Regions from separate parts of the Homo sapiens genome. Here all the other regions are linked to region 3. The links are chromatin contacts, found by Hi-C or POLR2A ChIA-PET in ENCODE. All regions are on one chromosome and are shown on one strand. Each heading gives the region's core, a stretch centred on a gene start or an enhancer-like site at or near the end of the contact. The rest is flanking DNA. Distances are from core to core; before and after follow the strand shown. Region 1 holds the start of ITPKB (inositol-trisphosphate 3-kinase B). Region 2 has its middle 25 kb from the start of ITPKB. Region 3 holds the start of COQ8A (coenzyme Q8A). Region 4 has its middle 60 kb from the start of ITPKB. Region 5 overlaps CDC42BPA (CDC42 binding protein kinase alpha).

Evidence for each region. A loop is a pair of places that touch in the nucleus more often than their neighbours do. ChIA-PET counts read pairs that join two places held with the same protein, here RNA polymerase II (POLR2A). Pooled maps may share reads with other maps.
Region 1: a map of B cell shows a loop between it and region 3 (21-fold over the local background). The contact joins the promoter of ITPKB here to the promoter of COQ8A in region 3. A Hi-C loop is called at or near these places in 11 of 168 maps with a recorded cell type or tissue (A673, B cell, CD4-positive, alpha-beta memory T cell and 6 more), 8 of 37 single-sample maps with no recorded cell type and 23 of 50 pooled maps. POLR2A ChIA-PET finds 5 or more read pairs at or near these places in 12 of 52 experiments (CD4-positive, alpha-beta T cell, CD4-positive, alpha-beta memory T cell, CD8-positive, alpha-beta T cell and 9 more).
Region 2: a map with no recorded cell type shows a loop between it and region 3 (8-fold over the local background). The contact joins the enhancer-like site here to the promoter of COQ8A in region 3. A Hi-C loop is called at or near these places in 1 of 37 single-sample maps with no recorded cell type and 2 of 50 pooled maps. POLR2A ChIA-PET finds 5 or more read pairs at or near these places in 4 of 52 experiments (MCF 10A, OCI-LY7, T-cell and 1 more).
Region 4: a pooled map shows a loop between it and region 3 (8-fold over the local background). The contact joins the enhancer-like site here to the promoter of COQ8A in region 3. A Hi-C loop is called at or near these places in 7 of 50 pooled maps. POLR2A ChIA-PET finds 5 or more read pairs at or near these places in 4 of 52 experiments (CD4-positive, alpha-beta T cell, CD8-positive, alpha-beta T cell, T-cell and 1 more).
Region 5: a map of PC-3 shows a loop between it and region 3 (2.0-fold over the local background). The contact joins the enhancer-like site here to the promoter of COQ8A in region 3. A Hi-C loop is called at or near these places in 1 of 168 maps with a recorded cell type or tissue (PC-3) and 1 of 50 pooled maps. POLR2A ChIA-PET finds 5 or more read pairs at or near these places in 3 of 52 experiments (CD4-positive, alpha-beta T cell, CD8-positive, alpha-beta memory T cell and PC-3).

The regions. Positions count from the first base shown.
Region 1 is chr1:226,737,881-226,740,580 of GRCh38, reverse strand. It overlaps ITPKB (inositol-trisphosphate 3-kinase B), which reads left to right and starts at 1,299. Exons shown (of 8, transcript NM_002221.4): 1 at 1,299-1,540. RefSeq lists enhancers at 1,293-1,542, 2,166-2,665 and a silencer at 1,763-2,002.
Region 2 is chr1:226,763,260-226,765,959 of GRCh38, reverse strand. No RefSeq gene overlaps it. Among named protein-coding and RNA genes, the nearest start is that of ITPKB, 25 kb to the right of the region's middle. Within about 2 kb of position 1,275, at least 3 of the 41 ENCODE cell types and tissues checked have a DNase peak (open chromatin) inside an H3K27ac peak, as active enhancers do; they include OCI-LY7, where a contact is called at or near this core.
Region 3 is chr1:226,938,992-226,941,691 of GRCh38, reverse strand. It overlaps COQ8A (coenzyme Q8A), which reads right to left and starts at 1,398. Exons shown (of 15, transcript NM_020247.5): 1 at 1,293-1,398. RefSeq lists silencers at 1,173-1,332, 1,383-1,692 and enhancers at 1,963-2,062, 2,253-2,302, 2,037-2,700.
Region 4 is chr1:226,797,651-226,800,350 of GRCh38, reverse strand. No RefSeq gene overlaps it. Among named protein-coding and RNA genes, the nearest start is that of ITPKB, 60 kb to the right of the region's middle. RefSeq lists an enhancer at 994-1,043. Within about 2 kb of position 1,275, at least 11 of the 41 ENCODE cell types and tissues checked have a DNase peak (open chromatin) inside an H3K27ac peak, as active enhancers do; they include CD4-positive, alpha-beta T cell and CD8-positive, alpha-beta T cell, where a contact is called at or near this core.
Region 5 is chr1:227,093,016-227,095,715 of GRCh38, reverse strand. All of the region lies in intron 15 of CDC42BPA (CDC42 binding protein kinase alpha), which reads left to right. Among named protein-coding and RNA genes, the nearest start is that of COQ8A, 150 kb to the right of the region's middle. Within about 2 kb of position 1,340, at least 3 of the 41 ENCODE cell types and tissues checked have a DNase peak (open chromatin) inside an H3K27ac peak, as active enhancers do; they include PC-3, where a contact is called at or near this core.

The DNA of each region.
Region 1 (2,700 bases), core at 50-2,549, 200 kb after region 3:
GAGGGTAGGAGGGTAATTAGGTTCAATTCTTCCATTTCTAATTTTTAAAAATTATAAAGTTTTCAACAGTGTGTGATTCTCAGGTATTCTTGGCTAGAAGATCTCTTGATTTCAGATTTAGCATGAGCCTCTTCCTGATGGAGCAGCAGGTTGCTTTGCTCACTTAACAGTATTGTTACATAAACAAGCAAGAGATCTGTGTGCTACAAGTAAAGTCAAAATTTCCATCTGAATTTCAGCTAATCATGATATAAGGACCAATTCAGGCTTTGGATGTTTCAGTCTCCTGAGCCGTGCAGCTGTGTTTTCCCTCCTTTCACTAAATGCTGTAGTTTAAGATTTAGAGAATTATGTAAAACACACTGGCAGTGCCAGGGCTTAGAAGGGGTAGGATCCCCTGCCCAGTAATGTTGGCTGATGTTCTTTCTCCCTTTTTTGCTGATAGTAGGGGAGAAAGTTTCTTGAAAATGATCCAGTCTACAGGAGACAGTCTACAAGGGTCTACAGGAGCAAGAGGGGTTTCAGACGTTACCCAAGCCTTCTTAGTTTCAGGACTATGCTTTTTCTTAAAATAATTCTGAGAATTAAGTGCAAAAATATGCGAATGTCACATGTGCCGTGTGCATTTATAAATAAATGTGACATGTAAAGGTGTATTTATATATCTACCAATTGCACTGCAAAACCATCCCCAGCTCATAGACCAACCAGTCTTCCAAAATACTACTGTGATGCACTTAAAACCTGCAACTCTGCAGGAAGGTGACCTCAATGTACCTTCTTTGAATTTGCAGAACTGTGTACAAGAACACAAACTGTTTATACAGGATTGTAGCCTTTTTTAAATGCTAAAAAGGTCCCCATGATTTGCTTTGTTTAAGACATACACTCAAAACTTTATTAAAAACATTTTTCAAAAATAGTTTCATAAAGCTAGACACATCAGCAAGCCTCGATTGAGGGGTGGAAAATGAATTGTATATCTTTAAACCGCAGAAGTTAAAAGCCTTTTTTGTTGTTGTTAGCTAACAATGGAAACTTTTTTTTAAGTGTTTCCCTCCCTCGTCTTGCCAAGCAATAGAAAAAAAAAAAAAAGAAGAAAAGAAAAACTTGTTCCGCTGAGTTCAACCCCAGACAGGCTCACAACTTCCTTCCTGCTTTCCTCCCCCAAGCCTCCGCCTTTCTCCCTCCTCCCTCCTCCACTACCCCCCCCCCCAACAACTTTTCTTTCTTTCTTTTTTTTTTTTTTAATCGTGCATTGAACAAACACTGAAGTAGCCCGGAGCAGACACTGACAGGGGCAGTATCTCCACGGTCGAAAAGGGCGTGCAGGGCCGGCTTGGCGTCGCCACTGCCGGGATCGCCGGGCCCCTGAACCGAAGAGCTTTCCCCCCTCTTTCGCACTCCTCTTTTTTGTCTTCCATAGCTTGTGAGAAAATAATTTCTGAGCATTTTTACTTTTAAAGCCATCTCGTCCCTACGAGGTTTGCGCCTCTGGGCATGTAGTCTACACAGGACCTGAGAATCTGAGAAACTGCAGGTAAGTTTGGCGGCCTTTTAATGGCTCTCGCCTCTGAACAACCCTCTTTTCCCTCACTTTCTGCTCTGGAGCGAATCTCGGCGTTCCTGGTTCCGAAACAGGGCAAAGGGGTGGGCTGGGGAGGCAGGGAAGGGGGTTTGATTTTGGAGGGTGACATGGAGTGGCGGTGGGGAGAAAATAGGGAGAGACGAGGTCTCCGCATTTCTCCTACCCGCCTTCCGGGCCGCTCACTCCGCGCCGCCTCCCTCAGCGCGCTCCAGGAGTCCCCAGGCTGGGGTCTCGGGGCGGCTCTGCTGGCGCCGGGCGAGGCTGCCCGGGATGCGGAGAAGCCCTGCGCTCCGCGGCGCTGCCCTGGGGTGTTAGAGCGCCGGCTCCTGGGAGGTTTGCAGAGCTAGAGGCTCTGTGCACCTAGGGCTGCTGCCCGGCTGCAGCCATGCACGCCCCTAAGTTCCTCCGAGTGGGCGCGGGTCCGGGAGCCCGCAGGGGCAGTCGCGTCCTCGGCAACAGGGCGCGCTGAGAGCGGACTCGCTCCGCGCGCGTGCGGCGTATACACACACGCGTGTATACACACACACTCACAGACACCCCCCCATAGGGGACGACGGCAGGGGGGCAGCAAGTACTGGTTCCGGTAAAGAGAACGTGTAGAACCTCGGTGCGCCCACACTCACAAAACACTTGTCTAGGGATAGGCGACAAGGCTAGCCCTGAAAAATGCTTCGGCTGCGGCCCCGCTGCCCGCCCAGGCCTTCGTAGGCCGAGAGACACAGCCCCAAGGCTAGGGTCAGGAAGGTAAACGGCGGGCACGCGGGCGCCCTCCCAGATCCGGGCGCTGGCAGCGGCTCGGGCAAGGCAGGTCCCGCTTAGGTTCCCTCCGAGCCGGTCGGTCTCTGATGCCCCGAGAGGGTGGAGCAGGGAGACCCTGAAGCCCAGGGCGAGGGCTGCCGGGTTGCCCTGGATAGCCAATGTTTGCTCAGGCTGGGGAGACCCGGAGACGGTGGCTGGGGTGTCCTCAGCCCGGGAGAGCTGAGTCAGCCGCGCCCCGCACACAGCATACTTAGGAGCCAAGGACTTGGACCTCGCTTCTCGCCGGTCCGCGAGACGAGTATTAGGATTGGGATTTGAAGGGACCTCATAAAGCGCATCGCAGCCTGGGGCGA
Region 2 (2,700 bases), core at 26-2,525, 180 kb after region 3:
TTTGCTTATTTGATTGCTGTTGGTGAATTTCTCTTGTTTATTTTTACCTCTTTTTTTTTTTTTTAAGATGGAGTCTTGCTCTGTAGCCCACGCTGGAGTACAGTGGTGTGATCTTGGCTCACTGCAACCTCTGCCTCCCGGGTTCAAGCAATTCTCTTGCCTCAGCCTCCTGGGTAGCTGGGATTACAGGCTCATGCCACCATGCCCAGCTAATTTTTGTATTTTCAGTAGAGACAGGATTTCACCATGTTGGCCAGGCTGGCCACAAACTCCTGACCTCCAGTGATTCACCAGCCTTAGCCTCCCAAACTGTTGGGATTACAGGCATGAGCCACTGCACCCGGCCTTGTTTATTTTTACTTCTTTGGGCTATTTTTGAGGTATTGGCAGACCAAAACTCTGTATTGGTCCATTTTCACACTGCTATAAAGAACTACCTGAGACTGGGTAATTTATAAAGAAAAGAGGTTGAATTGACTCACAGTTCCACAGGCTGTACAGGAGGGATGGTTGGGGAAGTTTCAGGAAACATATAATCACGGCAGAAGGTGAAGGAGAAGCAAGTATGTCTTCACATGGCTGCAGGAGAGAGAGGGAGAGCAAAGTGGGAGGTGCTACACGCTTTCAAACAACCAGATCTCATGAGAACTCTATCATGAGACAGGACATGGGGGATGGTGATAAACCGTTAGAAACCACCCTCATGATCCGATCACCTCCACCACCAGGCCCCACCTCTGACACCGGAAATTATAATTCAACACAAGATTTGGGTGGGGACACAGAGCCAAACCATATCAAACTCTGTGAGAAAATTTCAAACTGCCATCTTAGGTAGGAAGTTCTTTATTTATTGTATGTTATCTGGCTACCTCACTAGAATGTAAATTTCATGAGGGCAGGGGTCTTGTTGGTTTGTTTTGTTCCTGTGTCTCTGGATGCTAAAACAGTACTTGGCATATTGCAGGTGCTCAATAAGTATGTGAAGGACAGATGAGTGGATGGATGAAGAAGCAAAGAAATTGATGAGGAGGCTTTCACCGTAGTTCAAGCAGGGATAGTGTGGGTCTAAGCAGTGGGGCAGCAGTGGAGAGGAAGTGGTGACTTTGAGGCACATTGGAAGTTGGAGTAGAATGGAGAGAGCTTGCTAACTCAGGTGGAGTGAGGAACAGTGAATAAGAAGGAAAGCCAGACTCTTAAGATAAACTGAAGATTCTGGGGTTTGTAGCTTGATGAACAGGTGTTGTGGTTAGGTCCTTCACTGAGAATCGAAACACCAAAGGGGCCAATCATACTGGGTTTAATTTGGACTTGCTGGCTTTGGTAACATTGGGCTGTCTTAAACACAAGGCTGATGTTCAGGAGAGAAGAGAGCTGGGCAGTTTGGGGAGGCATCAGCAAAGGTAGAGGCTGAAGCAGTGGAATTAGAAGAGTAGAGAAGACAAGAGAATGGGGCAGAGAAGTGAGGTACTGATCCATATTTAAAGTAGAAGAGGGGTCACAGGCAAAGAAATCTGGTTGCATGAGGCTCCAGGTCCCAGAAAATGTTTTTAGAAATAAATCAAAAAAAGATCTGCAGATGCATGTCGCATTTGTGCGCAATGTAACTTCTGTTTCACCTTATTCCCCATCCTGCCCTTACCCTCATTACTCCCCCATCAAATGTTTCTTTGCGAAGTTGCAAAAATAAAATGCAGATTTATATAATCTCAGTAAGCATAAAGACAACTGTCTTTAGCAGCGGGAATGGTTTACTTTTCTTTGCAGTCACTGAAATGCATGGGATGAGTCATGTGAAGTTCTGAAAATTCAGCAGAACCTACATAGGCATTTGAATAGCTCAACCAGTAGAGCCAAGGGGGATGGGGGCAGACAAGCACCAGCAGGAAATGCTGAGTGTCAGACAGTAGCCCGAAGGAAGAGCCTGGGAAGGTTACCCTCTGTGATGACGCAGGGTCTGGAAACAATGACATCAACATAAATCATGAGATTTGAGATGGCGTCTGCTCTCTTCTTGGTTAGGAGGGGAGATTGCAGGCTGGGGAAACATTCCATGATCTCCCTTGGTACCCCTGTTCCCCACCTGCACCCCTCTATCCAACATCCTTGGACTTATTGGGGGCTGGGGTGATGATTTCGTTCTGAATCTCCCAGTTCATTCTCTAAGGGCACACTGACCACCACAATCCCTAGGCATTGTCATAGGAATTAATTAAGAGCTTGCTTCAGTGGGTCATGCCTGCAATTCAGTGTTGTGGGAGGCCAAGATGGGAGGATCGCCTGAGGCCAGGAGTTTGATTCTAGCCTGGGCAACAGAGTGAGACCTTGTCTCTACAATTTATTTATTTATTTTTGAGACGGAGTCTTGCTCTCTTGCCAGGCTGGAGTGCAGTGGAGGCTGAGGCAGGAGAATCACTTGAACCCAGGAGGCAGAGGTTGCAGTGAGCCGAGATCATGCCACTGCACTCCAGCCAGGTGACAGAGCGGGACTCCATCTCAAAAAAAAAAAAAAAATTAGCTGGGTGTGGTGATACATGCCTATAATCTGAGCCATTCAGGAGGCTGAGACAGGAAGAGCACTTGAGCTAGGAGTTCAAGGTTGCAGTGAGCCATGATTGCACCACTGTACTCCAGCCTAGATGACAGAGTGAGATCCTGTCTCAAAAAAAGAAAAAAAGAAAGAACATTGGAGAATTTAGG
Region 3 (2,700 bases), core at 149-2,648:
GCAATTCTCCCACCTCAGCCTCCTGAGTAGCTGGGATTATAGGCGCCCGCCACCACATCCGGCTAATTTTCGTATTTTTTTTTTTTCGGTAGAGACGGGGTTTCACCATTTTGGCCAGGCTGGTCTCGAACTCCTGACCTACGGTGATCCACCCGCCTCGGACTCCCAAAGTGCTGGGATTACAGGCGTGAGCCACCGCACCCAGCCGCCTGAGTCTTACAGATGCTGCTCCTGTAGCTCCCCTTTTGTCTCTCCTCGGGAGAAAGGCCTTCCTCCAAAAGAAGAGTCTCCCAAGAGCCCTCCTGCCAGGATGACCTACCCATCCACAGCGTGACAACTGGCAGGCTGGCATCAAGGAATGTTCAAATCCTTTGGCAATCAGGTAGGCCTGGCATGACCAGCTACTCAATCCTGTCACGTAGATCCAAGGCCCAAGTGAACGTGCACAAGTTTTTCAACAGGCTGTAGGCCCGACTCAGGCTGGAAGACTGCACACAAGCCTCTCACCCTTCAGGAACCTGACATCTCTCACCCAAATGGGGAGTCCCAACACCCAAACCTGCCCCTGCAGCACTCCCCATCGCCCAAAGAGGGTTTGGCAGAGGGGCTGTTACCTCTGTGCAATGGGTGAGAATGAGCCTCGGAAAGGTTCGAGTTTAGGGGAGTAAGCCCAAACCACTCACAAGACCCCCCAGAGTTTGGAGAAGAGGAAAGGCCAAAGAAAAGCGAAAGGAAGAAAGGATCAAAAAGGATCCCCTGTCCCAAGTTCACACAAAATTCCCACCTGCGAAGCCCAACAGCTGGCTCCAGCCAAGGAAGTCAAAGTTCTCACCCAAACCTGCAGCCAGCGGCAACGAGCCTAGAGCCCCAGACACACAGTGCAAGGGGGTCTGGGAGTGAAGAACAACATTATTAGAAAGCGAAGCATCAAAGCTGTATTGGCGACCAAAGGGCATGGGCAACGGGCATTCGGCAGCGGGAAGGCGGTCGGGCAAGCAGCGGGCGTGTTCCAGGGACCCAAGGCTCTGCACGTGGCCCTCGTCTCCTCCCCGAAGCAGGAACGAGGGGCTGAGGTGGACCCAGGGACGTGAGACGGCTGCAGAGGACCCACCCTGCAACTGAGGCGCCCCCACTGCGTCCGGACCTGAGGCTCGCGGCCAGCGAAACTCGCGGGGAAGCTGCGCTGTCACATGAAGAGAATGCAAGAAGGGCTGAGGTGGGTGTTGACCCCAGCTCTGGCCGCAGCCAGACGGCGCCTGGGCACGCGGCGGGCCGGCGGGTGGCAGCCTTACCTGGCTGCAGGAAGCTGGGATCCGCGGTCACCTTCTAGCCGCCTCCGCGCCCGCCTCTGCGCGCTGGCCACCGCGCTGACGCCCGCCACGCGCTCCGGATCTGTTTACCAACTCGCCCGCTCCGGGGGAGCCCCAGCTCACAAGCCCCGCCCCGCGGGCCGCTCCCATTGGCTGCACCGCCGTCCGCCTGCCGAATGCCGCTCTGCGCGTGGGAGCGTGCTCGGCCCGTGCTCCCGGCCCGTAGCCAATCGCGACCGAGAGCGGAGCAAGAGGAGCCAATGGGAGGCTACCTTAGCGGACAGGGCCCTCCTGTTCTCCTTTTCCCCACCTCCCGGCTACCTTTCTCTCTAGCAAACCGGGGCTGGAGGCCTGGCTTTGGAGTTGCTGGCCTGCGCGCATGCGCCTTGAGAACGGGAGCCTTTTTCACTGCGATGCAGTGTGCGTGGCCGCAAAGGCACCCCTGCGTGCTTGTTGCCTCCAGACTGGTGCTTGCTGGGCCTCTGCGCGGGCCTGGGAGGGGAGGCTGTGGACCAAGCAGACGCGACTGCGGGGCGTGGAGGGTGCCGCCGCTTTAAGGACCGGGCGATGCCTGTTCTTTGCTCCTCTCTATGTAGCAAGAGCCCCTTGCCCAGGGTCCACAAAAAGCACTCCGAGGAGGGGAAACGCGGCGGGCAAGGCCGCGCACTTCCACTTCCGGCCCTTCGGCCGGGGCCCTTCAGGCTAAGGATGCTTGTTTTGTGTGGCGCCATCCTCAAAACAGGAAGCCTCTGCCACCCGCGCCCCGAGGGTAGAGAGATAGTACCCTCACCGGAGTCGCTGTCCGCCCGCCGGTCTCGTCGGCGTGCAGGTGCCCGCAGTCGCTGACAGCCGGGGTTTTGGAGGGCGCGCAGCCAACACGGGATGGAGCTCGGGTGCAGCCCTCGGCGTCCCCGCCGAGCAGCCCTGGGAGGCACCGCCACCAGCAGCACGCAGATTTGCCCCGTCACTCCCTCCTTAACGAGAAAAGGAACGTATGAGCCAAAGTCGGCTCGACAATTTCCACTCAGATGACCCCAAACACTGGTCTGCAGCTCTGTTAATCGTTCTTGTGGAAAAAAGAAATAACAATTTAGTTTTTCATGAAATGAAATACTCAAGCCAAAGGATTGTTCCTTATTCTGAGCCTCCCCCCGCTTTTTTTTTTTTTTTTTTTTTGGTATTGTGAAACGAAAATTCACTCTGCCAAAAGGAAAAAAAATTAAACTGAAAGCTGAGTCATGCAACTGCCTTTCCTTTTGTTCCTAAGCAGATAGCTACAGATTAAAGGTGAAGTATCTCCACTCTATGTTCACCTTATCTTGTGTAAAGTGCCGATTTACTGAGCGCCAAATACATAACTGTTGCCCTACCTGCTCCCTTTATCGCAACA
Region 4 (2,700 bases), core at 26-2,525, 140 kb after region 3:
ACACAGCATCCTGCCCAGCTAATTTTTTAGTTTTTTTGTAGAGACAGAGTTTCACCATGTTGCTCAGGCTTGTCCCGAACTCCTGGGCTCAAGCGATCCACCCGCGTCGGCCTCCGAAAGTGCTGGGTTTGTAGGCCTGAGCCACTATGCCTGGTTTAATAAACAGTTTTCTTCCTGTGTTGCTTTTGTTAAGAAAAATGAGACACACACCCCTTTCCTTTCTTCTAATGATGAGGCAGAGAACAGAATATTTTCCACTTGACGTTCTCCCCCTTTCTTCTCAAACCAGTTTGGCATTTTTCCACTTTCCACCTTCAGGTTCAAAGCGTGTCTGGGTGATGAGAACCAGGACACAGCTGGAACTCCGGCCATGGCGGGAGCTCACGCCTACCCTGTAGGCATAACATTCTAGGTTTCCCTTTTTTTCAGCAATAATACCTGGGTATAGTGGGAAAGAAGCTGGAATCAATCCTGGCTCCAGCACTTACCAGCCACAACCTTGGACACAGACCTCTATGACTCTATTTTCTCCTCTGTAAAGTGGGTTCAGATGAACCACTGAGACCAGTTGTTGACTGTCTCAGGTTGCAAGGGACAGAGATCAATGCTGGTCCCCACAGGCCGGGGAGCACAATTGTAGGGATAAACTAGAAGTAAAGCAACACTGGAAATCAGTTTGGCATCAAGACAATCAGATCTTCAGGAGAACTGGAGTGTTGTTCAGGATCCCACAGCAGCAGGTGTGCCTTCAGAAGCAGTGCCCACGCTGTGCCCCACGGAGTGACTGTGCCCAAGGCGTGACTCAGTTTCCCAGGGACCCTGCAGCGTCTGCAGCTGCTCCTTGTGCCCCTGCGGCTCTGTCTTCACGCGCCTTCGCCCTGCCTCGTGGCTTCTGCTTACTCACAAGTTTCCCCACTGCCCTTCTCCTGGCTGTCCCTCAGCCGCAGAAGTCCCCTCCATGTGTCTCTCCTCCTGCCAGCTCCCACAGGGCTGCCTCAGACAGAAGAGGCTCCCAGGCCTGGTCAGGGGTGGGGTCACAGGTACGCAGCGGGGTCACTGCGTTCAGGAAACTGCCAGGGGCTGGTGTTCTCGGAGAGGAGCCGCAGCTGGGCAGCCACTCAGCACACATCCTGTCCAGTTACGGGCCCTTTGTATAGATGAGGAAATGGCCCCCTTGGAAGATTCAGTATTGACGAGCCGCAGAGCAGCCATCACATCACACTGTGCTCTGGTGTCTCCAACCCCGTCACACTCCTCTGCTTCCTGTTTCTGTTCACCCACGCAGGATGCCGAGGGAAGCGGGGCTTCTCCTGCCTCTACCTGCCTTCAGCCCCTGTTCTGACATGACCTGAGTGCCACCCATCAAAAGACCCGTCCACCCCAAAACATCCCCAACCCACATCCCACTGCTAGTCCCTGATGAATTAGACAGTGAAGGCCTGATCTCCCCGAGACCCCAGTGAGCCCGCCATTGGCATGACGGTCAGATGAGTCCTGGGACAGTGGGAGGGCAGGCGCCAGGCTCAGGAAACGGAGGAGCAGCAGGAGAGGTGCTCCCATGTGGCACAGTTCAGAGGCGGGAGCCTGGGGTGCCAGTGAGAAACAAGGCAAGGTCTCCACTTTAACCTCTCACCTAGGACTCCCAGTGTGCAGCTGATCAGGTTTTTGGGCCCTGAACTGGAACATACCATTTTTAGACAGTGAGATAAAGATTCAAAATCAGGACTGCCCTGGAAAATCCAAGACCTATTGTGGTGTTCAGGTTGGGTGTTGTGTGGTTGGGTCAAACTTCATTTGAGAGCTTCAGTCAACCACAGGTGGCTGGGGCCCAGGAAGGAGGCGGCTCTTGCAAACAGATAAGGGCCACACTGGTGAGAGGCGCTCTCCCCAGAGCAGTAGGCCCCAACTGCTCACAGTTCCTGTGGTAAACTCGGTTCACTTGTGAAGATCAGGAGAGACAGGACCCATTACCTCCTCCTTGTGAAGATCAGGAGAGACAGGACCCATTACCTCCTCCTTGTGAAGATCAGGAGAGACAGGACCCATTACCTCCTCCTTGTGAAGATCAGGAGAGACAGGACCCATTACCTCCTCGTGAAGATCAGGAGAGACAGGACCCATTACCTCCTCCTTGTGAAGATCAGGAGAGACAGGTCCCATTACCTCCTTGTGAAGATCAGGAGAGACAGGACCCATTACCTCCTCCTTGTGAAGATCAAGAGAGACAGGACCCATTACCTCCTCCTTGTGAAGATCAGGAGAGACAGGACCCATTACCTCCTCCTTGTGAAGATCAGGAGAGACAGGACCCATTACCTCCTCCTTGTGAAGATCAGGAGAGACAGGACCCATTACCTCCTCCTTGTGAAGATCAGGAGAGACAGGACCCATTACCTCCTCCTTGTGAAGATCAGGAGAGACAGGACCCATTACCTCCTCGTGAAGATCAGGAGAGACAGGACCCATTACCTCCTCCTTGTGAAGATCAGGAGAGACAGGTCCCATTACCTCCTTGTGAAGATCAGGAGAGACAGGACCCATTACCTCCTCCTTGTGAAGATCAAGAGAGACAGGACCCATTACCTCCTCCTTGTGAAGATCAGGAGAGACAGGACCCATTACCTCCTCCTTGTGAAGATCAGGAGAGACAGGACCCATTACCTCCTCCTTGTGAAGATCAGGAGAGACAGGACCTATTAC
Region 5 (2,700 bases), core at 91-2,590, 150 kb before region 3:
AGAGGCTGAGGCTAGAGAATTGCTTGAACCTGAAAGGCGGAGATTGCAGTGAGCTGAGATCGCACCACTGCACTCCAGCCTGGGATACAGAGTGAGACTCTTGTCTCAAAAAAAAAAAAAAAAAAACCAAAGAACTTATTCCCCTTTTTTCCTTAGAAGATTTTTTAAGTCTTATTAAAACTGTGTTTACTTCTAAGGGTAAATAAGTCATCATGATCCACAGAACTATCATTTTAAATAAGCTTTGTAATATTATAATAATAATGTGTATATATGTAGATGTAAGAAGGAATGGCTGAAAGTATTGATAGAACTGTTGGAAATTTAATTGAACTTTTAATACAATCTAGGGTTGAGAACAAGGAATCATTTTGTGGTTCATATATCCTCTTTCCCTAACCTCTCCTTTCACCATGCTTTCTAGTATATACATAATCAAATAAGGTGAGCATAGGAAGTCTACACATCACAGATGTTTTCCTCAGATTTCCAAATGAAACACAAATAGATGTTATTAAGTATACGTTCATTGAACTCATTAAAAGTAAATGAGTGTGACTTTTAATTTTAAGGGAAAGGATGAGGATTTGGAAGCATCAGGCTATAAGTAAAGCAGATGGTGCAATAGCCAATCTGGAATACTGTTATTTTCAATAAAATCAGGCAATGCAGTTCCATTCTGGCATTTTCTGCTGTCATTTGCAGACTGTCATCTGAAGACACCTACCATAGTGTTTCTCCAGGATGCTAATGTGCCCTCTCACTGGTGTATTTATTAATGCCTTGGTGAAAGGAGTGCTTTGTGGGTGGCTGACCAGGTTGCACATAATAGGTCCACTCTGACATTCTCATCTCTTTGAGCCAGTAGACCCTTTATGCTCAGTAAGTCAAATATCTCGAGCTAATTGACTGTAGGCCACTATTGGGTCCAAAGTCCAGGCTTCAATTACTCAGCCTAGCAGTGAAAAACTACACCTGAATATTGAGTCAACACATTAAACCACAAATCCTAGATGAGTATGTGCATTTGATAAATTTGGCTGTATTTAATTTTTTATTTACCCACCTTGGGGTAACACCCTTCTGACCTGAAGGAAGAAGCTGAGGCACAGGATATGTTTAAAGAGTTTGTTTGAGCCAAAGTGAGGACAGCTGCCAGGAACACACTTCCAGGTTACCTTGAGGAGTGCTCCATTAGGTCTTTGTTACAAGTAGGGTTTTAAAAGCAAAAGGAGGCAAGGGCTGGGCTGATACAAAGTTGTTTGACAGGCATTTTCACTGGTTTACAAAATAACATTGATTAGTGACTGGCTATTCATTGTTGAACTATAGCGTGTGAGTCATGGTCTCCAGTGTATGGCATTTTATGGCTACTTGGCATCAGTTTAGAGCCCACATAGCAAGTGGCCTCAAGAGGTGATTATTTAGCTCAAGGTGGGAGTGAGATGTGACTGCTCTCACATTTTAAATACCTCTCTGGGCCTGATAATTTAAATGGTCTCACATTCCTCAGATAAAAAAAGTTTATTTTCTTTCTCAGCTCTTAGAATTCATTTCTGTATGCTGCCCATACTCCTTCCAATATAAATTGCCAAAATGCTTTAACACCTTCATTGCTTTTATATCTAGTCTCTGCTGTGATCTTAACTGTCATCATAGGCCTGAAGACAATGACAAGTGATTGGGTAGGTGTTAAAGATAGTTGGCCTCCCTTTTTGATGTAACTATTTCAGGTGAAGTTAATAAATGATTTATGCAAAAACAGGTTGGTTGCCTCAGGTTATAGCTGCTTTGAGGAAGGGGATGAGATTGCTTCTACCTGCAGAGGTTTGAAGCAATACGAGAGTTCAGAGTTCTCAGCACTGTCTTTTGCTGCCTGAAGGTTCCAATATGTTGTCCAAAAGACAGAAACTGAGACAAAATTAATATAGAGTTTATTTGGGCCAAGGTTGAGGACTGCAGCCCAGGAAACACAGAGAAGTGCTCCAGAGAACAAAAAAGAGGCTCAGGTTTTTAAAGAAAAATCAGGAGAGGGAACATACAAAAGTCTTTGGTCAGGAGTTCTCACTGGTTTGCAGAAATAACATTGATTAATGATTGGCTGTACATTGTTGAACTATAGGGTATGAGTTATGGTGTCCAGAATATGGCATTGTTGGGTTAATTTATAGCTATTGGTGACACTCAGTCTGGAGTCCACATAGCTGGTAGATTACTTAGCTCAACTGGGAGAATAAGATGTGACTGCAGTCACATTTCAGTGCCTGTCTGGCCCTGCTAATTTAAAGGGGCTCGCATTTCTCATAAAAAGTTTCTTTTCTTTCTCACATCTCATGTCTTGGGGACTGCACTCATTCTGAATCCACACCCTTAGCCTAAGAGGTTTGGTCAGTGTTGTGCAGATCAACATTTTGCACCTTCTGATGGGATGCACTGAGAAACATTGTTCTTGTGGTATTCCAGCCAAAAATGAATTCTTTGAGACTAGTCATAAACATCAGATGGCCCCAGGTTGAGTGTCACTGTACATAATTAGAGACCTATACATTATAAAACTGTTGTGAGAGATAGGGAAGACTGAGGAACTGTTCTAGACCAAGGAAAATTGAAGAGACATGACTACTAAATGCAACACATGTTTCTCAGTTGGATCCTGGGCTTCATAAGAAAAGGAGACATGGTAGGGATAACTTGAATTGT